Regions from separate parts of the Mus musculus genome. Here region 2 is linked to region 1. The links are chromatin contacts, found by Hi-C in ENCODE. All regions are on one chromosome and are shown on one strand. Each heading gives the region's core, a stretch centred on a gene start or an enhancer-like site at or near the end of the contact. The rest is flanking DNA. Distances are from core to core; before and after follow the strand shown.

Region 1 (3,091 bases), core at 225-2,724:
GCGTAGTGCCGCCCGCGCCCGGGGAGGAACCGCAGCGACCCAGCCGGACCGGCGGCCGCCCACGACGCGGCGCTCCCAGCTCGGCACCCGGGGCCTCGGAGCGCCGACTCCGGCGCCAGCAACCGACTGGGCGAGGACCGCGCGGCTCGCTCACGACGCCTTCCCGGCTCAGCCACTCTTCTCTGGTGACCCACCTAGCCGCGGTGGCGTCTCCCACTTCTTGTCCCCCCTCCTCCCCATCTCCTTTTAATACGCTTTCTAGTTCAGGATCATTTGTTTCAGGAAAAAATTTGCAAGGACAGTACAAGCGTTTTCTCTGTCTCTTTTCCCTTTCTCTCTGTTTTCTTTTTCTTCCTTCCCTCTTCTTTCCTCCTTTTTCTTTCTTTCCTCCCCGCCCTTTCTTCATTTCCTCTGTTGCTTTCTGCTGTGCGCTTTATCTTACCGCCCCCCCCACATTTCTTTCTCGCCGTCCCCACTTCTCTCTCCGCATCTCTACTTCCCAGTCTCTCCTCCATTTCTGGGACTTCTTTGGGTCTTTCTCCACAAGCCTTTCACTACTCCGGGTTTCCCCTGACGGCATCCAAAAGAAGGGCCCTGGAACCTCCAGTCCTCGCTGACTCCCCTCCAGCTCTCGGCGACCGTCTTTCGTCTCCGGCTCAAGTGCCAGCGGGATGGCAGCATTGAAGGCCCCCATGATCACTCAGAAGGAGCTCCCGGTGGCTCCAGCTGCCCTGGAATCTCCAAGAGACCGCGGCGCACAGTGCGCGCCTCTTCGGAGTGTCGTTCACCCCTCTGGAGGTCATCTAACCCGGTCTCCTCTAATCTCCAACGCTTCCATTTCTTAACCTCGAGTTTCCCTAGATTTCAGCTCCTATTCCCAGACTTCCTCTTGCTTGGGAACCTTAGAGTCCCTCGCACCCTCTCCACAACCCGGGCATCCTCACCTGGGTCCTGGGCAGGCAAAGGCTGCTCCCGGTACGCTCCGTACTGCCTATAGGATCCCCCGTAGGTATATTCCGACTTGGGCGAGTAAGCGCCGGTGCCTGCGAGCCCATTGAGATTGAACTGGTGGTGGTAGGTGTAGGGGTTCACCGTCTGGCCGTAGGGCTGGCCCGAGTAGTAGTCATGCTGAGGAGCGCTGTAATAGCCCAGGTCAGTGACTGTAGATTCGGGCAGGGTGGGCGAGTCCTTGGAGCCCGCATGGCAGCTGAGCGAGCTGGAGATGTCGGTGAGGATGCTGCTGAGCTTGCGATCGAAGGAGCCGCTCATGCTGGCGAGCGCCGCAACACCCCGGGCCTCCTCCGAGGAGCGCCGAACGGGCGGAGGAGCCCAGGTGGGGGTGTGTGTCCAGAGGGCGAGGGCAGGACGCGGTCGCGTCTGGGGGAGGGGGTGGCCGAGGGGCGCTTAGACCATCGCCGGCTGTCGGTCAGTCGCTGCGTGCCTCTCTCCGCGTCCCAAGCCACAGTCAAATGCTGCCAGCTCCGCCCGGCCAGCCGGTTATAGACTCAATGTTGGAGTCGCCGAGGGAGGCTCCTGCGCGCTGATTGGCTGCAAGTCTTGCCTTCGAGGCAAAACACGCTCGCGCTTTCTCACTGGCTCCCCCAACCCTCTCAACCCTCTTTGTTGTTACCCCTAATACACACACACACACACACACACACACACACACACACACACACACTCCCCCCAGCGCCACTGTGTTCCTCCTATGCTCTACCTCCGATAAATCCCCCAAATGTGCGGAGGGGTTGGCTGTGCGGAGCCCCCAGGATCTACTAATCGGTCTGTTTTAGTGGCCAGGGGTGGGCTTAGGTGAGATGAGGAAGGAGGGGAATTTACCCATTGGGTGTTTGTGGAAGGAGGTGGTCCTTAATGATGTATGTGTGGTCTATGCAAATGACAGACAGAAAGTGGCAAAGACCCAGGGTCCATGAAAATATTTTGATCACTTTTAAAATTGGAAAAAAAGGTTGGACTATATAAATATATTATATTTTTGTTTTGTTTTGTTTTGTTTTTTGTTGTTTTTTTTCGAGACAGGGTTTCTCCGTATGGCCCTGGCTTAATATGTTATCTTAATGACACTGCAGATGTGAAATATAAAATTTTAAATTCTGAAGGAAGAGTCTCACCAAGCAAGAACACCTTGGGCCTGCAAGTCCCTACTGGAGCAAGGCTGTATGGATTTAGGGGCTGCTTTAGAAGACAGAGGTACCCCCAGCTATATGTGTGCCCTTTCATGAATGGAAGAGCCACGAGGCAGTCAGTCCCTATGAGGCTGGCTTTCTGTGTTCTTCAGGAAGTCTGGAGGCAGGGTCCACTCAGTCTGGGACAGCTCTTAGGAGCACAGACTTTGTTAGGGGTGAAAGATCTATGTTACATCTTCCGCAAAATACACAAAATACAGTGTGTGCAAGAGTGCCCGTGAGAACCTGTGTGCATGAGAGTGTGTCTCTGTATGTAGTGTGAGGCAGTGGAAGTGTAGGGTCCTGAATGACCGACCTGTGAGCTGGGTATGCCCAAATGTGCATAGATACATGCTCAGATCCATCTATCTCCAATAGACAGGAGCCATGTACTTCACTCAATTTCTTCTGTCCATGGAGGCCCCAATGAAGATGTTTCTCACCTTGGAGCAATCTCCAACCCCCCTAGTCTTGTCTGGCTCTCAAAGTCCAGTTCCCGGGTAATATTTACTGTTCTGGGTGCCAATCTCATTTCTCTATTGCATCTCCACTTCTGCTCCCAAACCTATCCTTGGAGGAAGGAGGCTTCTCCCAATTTTAATTCTTATTTCCCCCTCCATCCCCAGGCCTTCCCTACACACCTCGAACCTTCTATTTCCCCTGCCTTTGCCTAGCCAGGACACAGTGCCAGCGCACCACCTCGTGGTTTTCCGGAGTTCTGCAACTTGCCTTAAGGCTGCATTAAGGAGGAGGTAAGCAGGCAGACAGGAAAGGGGTCTCATTCTGCTTAGATTGTTTAGGGGCCGCAGTCAAATGTTTCGATGTTAAACTCAGACACAGGATGCTGAACCTGGAAAAACGTAGAGTTGGCTGGGCAGAGGACCTAGGTCGGGGAGCAGTGACAG
Region 2 (3,091 bases), core at 279-2,778, 380 kb before region 1:
GTCTTTTACATGTGACCCTGTGGCTGAGATCTGGCCAGTGACCTTTAGGTCAAGTGCTTATAGAGTAAGTGTCAAGCATCTTAAGGTAGAGGTGTTCACCCTTTGCTCCTTCTCTGTCCCTCATCCACCCTGCTATCTGGCAAATGTGGACACTAGCCTGGAGATGCTAGCATAAGTGCCACGGAGACGTGGGGGAGTGGCAAGCTGGATGGGGATATGGTCTTTGAGAACCCTAAGCTGCCTGCAGACTTCTGTATGTGAGAAAAAATGAAATTCCCATCATCTTCAACCCTCTGTTTTAGGGTTCCTCTTTTTCCCCCTTCCTGAGACAAGGCCTCATATAGCCCAGGCTGGCCTAGCCCAGGTATATATACCAGAAGCTGCCCTTGGGCTCTTCCCAGTCCTCCTACCTCTATCTCTGAGGGCGAGGGCAAAGGCTATAGGCAGGGGCCCTCATGCCCTCAAGATCTCCATTTCTTGAAGCTGTTGTTGAATCTCGTGTTGAAGCACTTCAGTTTCCAGACTTTGGTCTCCTTATTGGTAGAACTGAAATAACGCCCACACATCCCAACACATCTCAGAAATGTTAGAGACTCCTGGGCAAGAAGGAAACTGCTGCTCTCCCCTTCCATGGCCTCATTTATGGAGGTGGTACAAGTCGCTTTATTTCAGGGAGCCCCAGGGAGCTCAGGATTCTCTGCCCCCCATCTGAAGGACCTCCAGGCCCCAAATTCAGTCCTCACGTGTCTAAGTCCCCATACACATTCTGATGTTGGTGACACACAATCCTCGTTAAGGGCCTGACTGATCCCAGCCAGATGGGATCCTAATTTAATTAAAACCCTTTAATTACCTGCAACAACACTGCTTTGGAAGTCCAGAGGCAGAAGGGGGTTAGTGACAGGAGGGGGCACTGTTGACAGGGCGGAGGAGTGGCTGGCCTTTCAGCCCTGAGGGAGCTGGCATTGCCTCCCATGCCTCCCATTGTGGTGGCCACAGAGAGCCTGGAATAGCCAGCACAGCCAGAACTCTGGCTTGGTCTATAGGGCACAGCTGGGGCATGTCGGGGTGTGGTTTTGCAGAACAGATCCTTGGGAAACAGGGTACCAAGCTCTAAAGCCTGATGCTGTCCGTGTGGGCTCTGAGCCGAGAGCAGGACCTGCACGGTCTGCTTACAGGACCCTGGCCCTTCCCCAGGCCAATCTGGGTAGAAGAAAACATGATTCAGATTCCTTTCTGTTGCTCTGGTTAAAAAAACAGGGGTACCTCTGTACCCACCAAAGGAAAGCAGTGTCTATAAAGGTCTCTCTTCAGTCTCATTGTCTTGGGTGTGGAAGGGGAAAGGGGTCACTTTGGTGGGCTGCAGAGGGGTCTCGTAGCTTAAAGACCCCTCCCTGTAATGGCAGAATGAGTCCAGCCTGGCCAGAGTCTGCCAAGCCCTGGCAAGGACAGACCGAAACCCAGACTCGTGAGCTGGGCTATTTATAGGCCTTGTGGACATCATCCGTTAATACCCCTTCTGTTCTTCCTTGGTACTTATTCACTCAACAAATATTGTTTAATAAAGCCTCTCTAACTTCCAGCTGGTCTCCGCTGGGCCAGGAGACCCAGACAAGAGGCATGGGTTTACACTGGAGCCATCGACTCAGAGGAAGTGTTCTATTGGGGTCAATGAGCTGCCAGGGGCTGGGACAGAAACAGGAGTCTCAAGAGGAAGTGGCTCCAGGGTGTGGGAGCCACAGGCCCCGCCCCCTCCCCACAGTCCCGAATGATAGCCCCAGCACGGGAGCAGCTTGGCTTAGCTTTATGGATGGGGTCTTTTGTTTTGTTTTGTTTTGGTTTTTTTGGTTTTTCGAGACAGGGTTTCTCTGTGTAGCCTTGGCTGTCCTGGAACTCACTTTGTAGACCAGGCTGGTCTCGAACTCAGAAATCTGCCTGCCTCTGCCTCCTGAGTGCTGGGATTAAAGGCGTGCGCTACCACGCCCGGCTTGGATAGGGTCTTTTAATACGTAGGGTCTTTGTATGACATCCTTACTGTCCTCCTATACTGGATACCCCCAAACCTGCTTCCTCTGCCATCCTCTCTTCCCAGCCTCTGCAGAGCCGGATCCTAACTTGGACTGTATGTGCAGTACTGTGTACCTGCTCACTTTGGGACTTTTAGAGAATGTGGGCATCCCCGATGGACTCGGGAGAAAGAGAGAGTGCACACAGGGCACACTGTTGTGGCTCCCTGAGGCAGGCGGTGTGGGGCCACCTCTGAATGGTCTGGGTGGTACTTCCCCAGGACTGTAGTGTGACGCTACCCGAACCCAAGTACCTTGGCCCCTTGAGCTGTGTGTGTGACATCACCCCTATTGTGCCTGATGGTACTCTTTGTGAATACCTTCCTTCTCAGGAGGACAGGAATTGGCTGCTGCACCCCTGCAACCCTACGAAGAGCGAGGGCAACAGAGGAAACACAGTGTTGGCACACGTCCTTCCCATCCTCAGTGGACCGTTGTCTTCTCTAGAATGGTCTTCACAGTTCACTCTTGGGAAATGGTGATGAGGGGCTAGGATCATCAATTGTAAAATAAATAAATCTTCTAGCCCCCAACGGCCATCTTCTTTATTCCAGAAGGCCTAACCCAGGACTCCTTTTGTGGCTTGGGAAAAGAGAAGTCTCCAGGGTGCCAGGGAACCTGAGCTCCCTTCTCCCTGGAGTTAGGGTTAGGCTATGTAGAGTCAGCATATGTCTGAAGGGAGTTGGGTTTGAGTCTTCCTTGCTAGGTGATTTTGGTGTGGTCCCCTGGCCTCTCTGAGAGGGGGTAGTAAGCTCCCCCATCTATGCTCACATGGCGACTGGAAGGATGTGCCCTGCCAATAGTGGCACATGTGGCAGGTTCTGGGTTGTTATCACTCAGTTACCCTCCAACTACCTCCTCCAACTCATAAGCGTCTCACAGGAGGAGGAAGGACTTCTCCTTTACAGGGCACACTGTGTAGCTCTGCAGCTGAGGATCGACTCTGGAGCCAGGCTGCCTGGATTCAAACTCCTCTTCTAACACTTCCTTACTGCAAAGTTGGAGAACAACTTTGTATCTGAATT

Evidence for each region. Hi-C counts contacts between places; a loop is a spot of excess contacts on that map.
Region 2: a map of CH12.LX shows a loop between it and region 1 (2.4-fold over the local background). The contact joins the enhancer-like site here to the promoter of Dlx3 in region 1. A Hi-C loop is called at or near these places in 2 of 37 maps with a recorded cell type or tissue (CH12.LX and regulatory T cell).

The regions. Positions count from the first base shown.
Region 1 is chr11:95,118,500-95,121,590 of GRCm38, reverse strand. It overlaps Dlx3 (distal-less homeobox 3), which reads right to left and starts at 1,474. Exons shown (of 3, transcript NM_010055.4): 1 at 945-1,474. The coding sequence starts at 1,269.
Region 2 is chr11:95,502,395-95,505,485 of GRCm38, reverse strand. No RefSeq gene overlaps it. Among named protein-coding and RNA genes, the nearest start is that of Nxph3, 11 kb to the left of the region's middle. Within about 2 kb of position 1,528, at least 2 of the 3 ENCODE cell types and tissues checked have a DNase peak (open chromatin) inside an H3K27ac peak, as active enhancers do.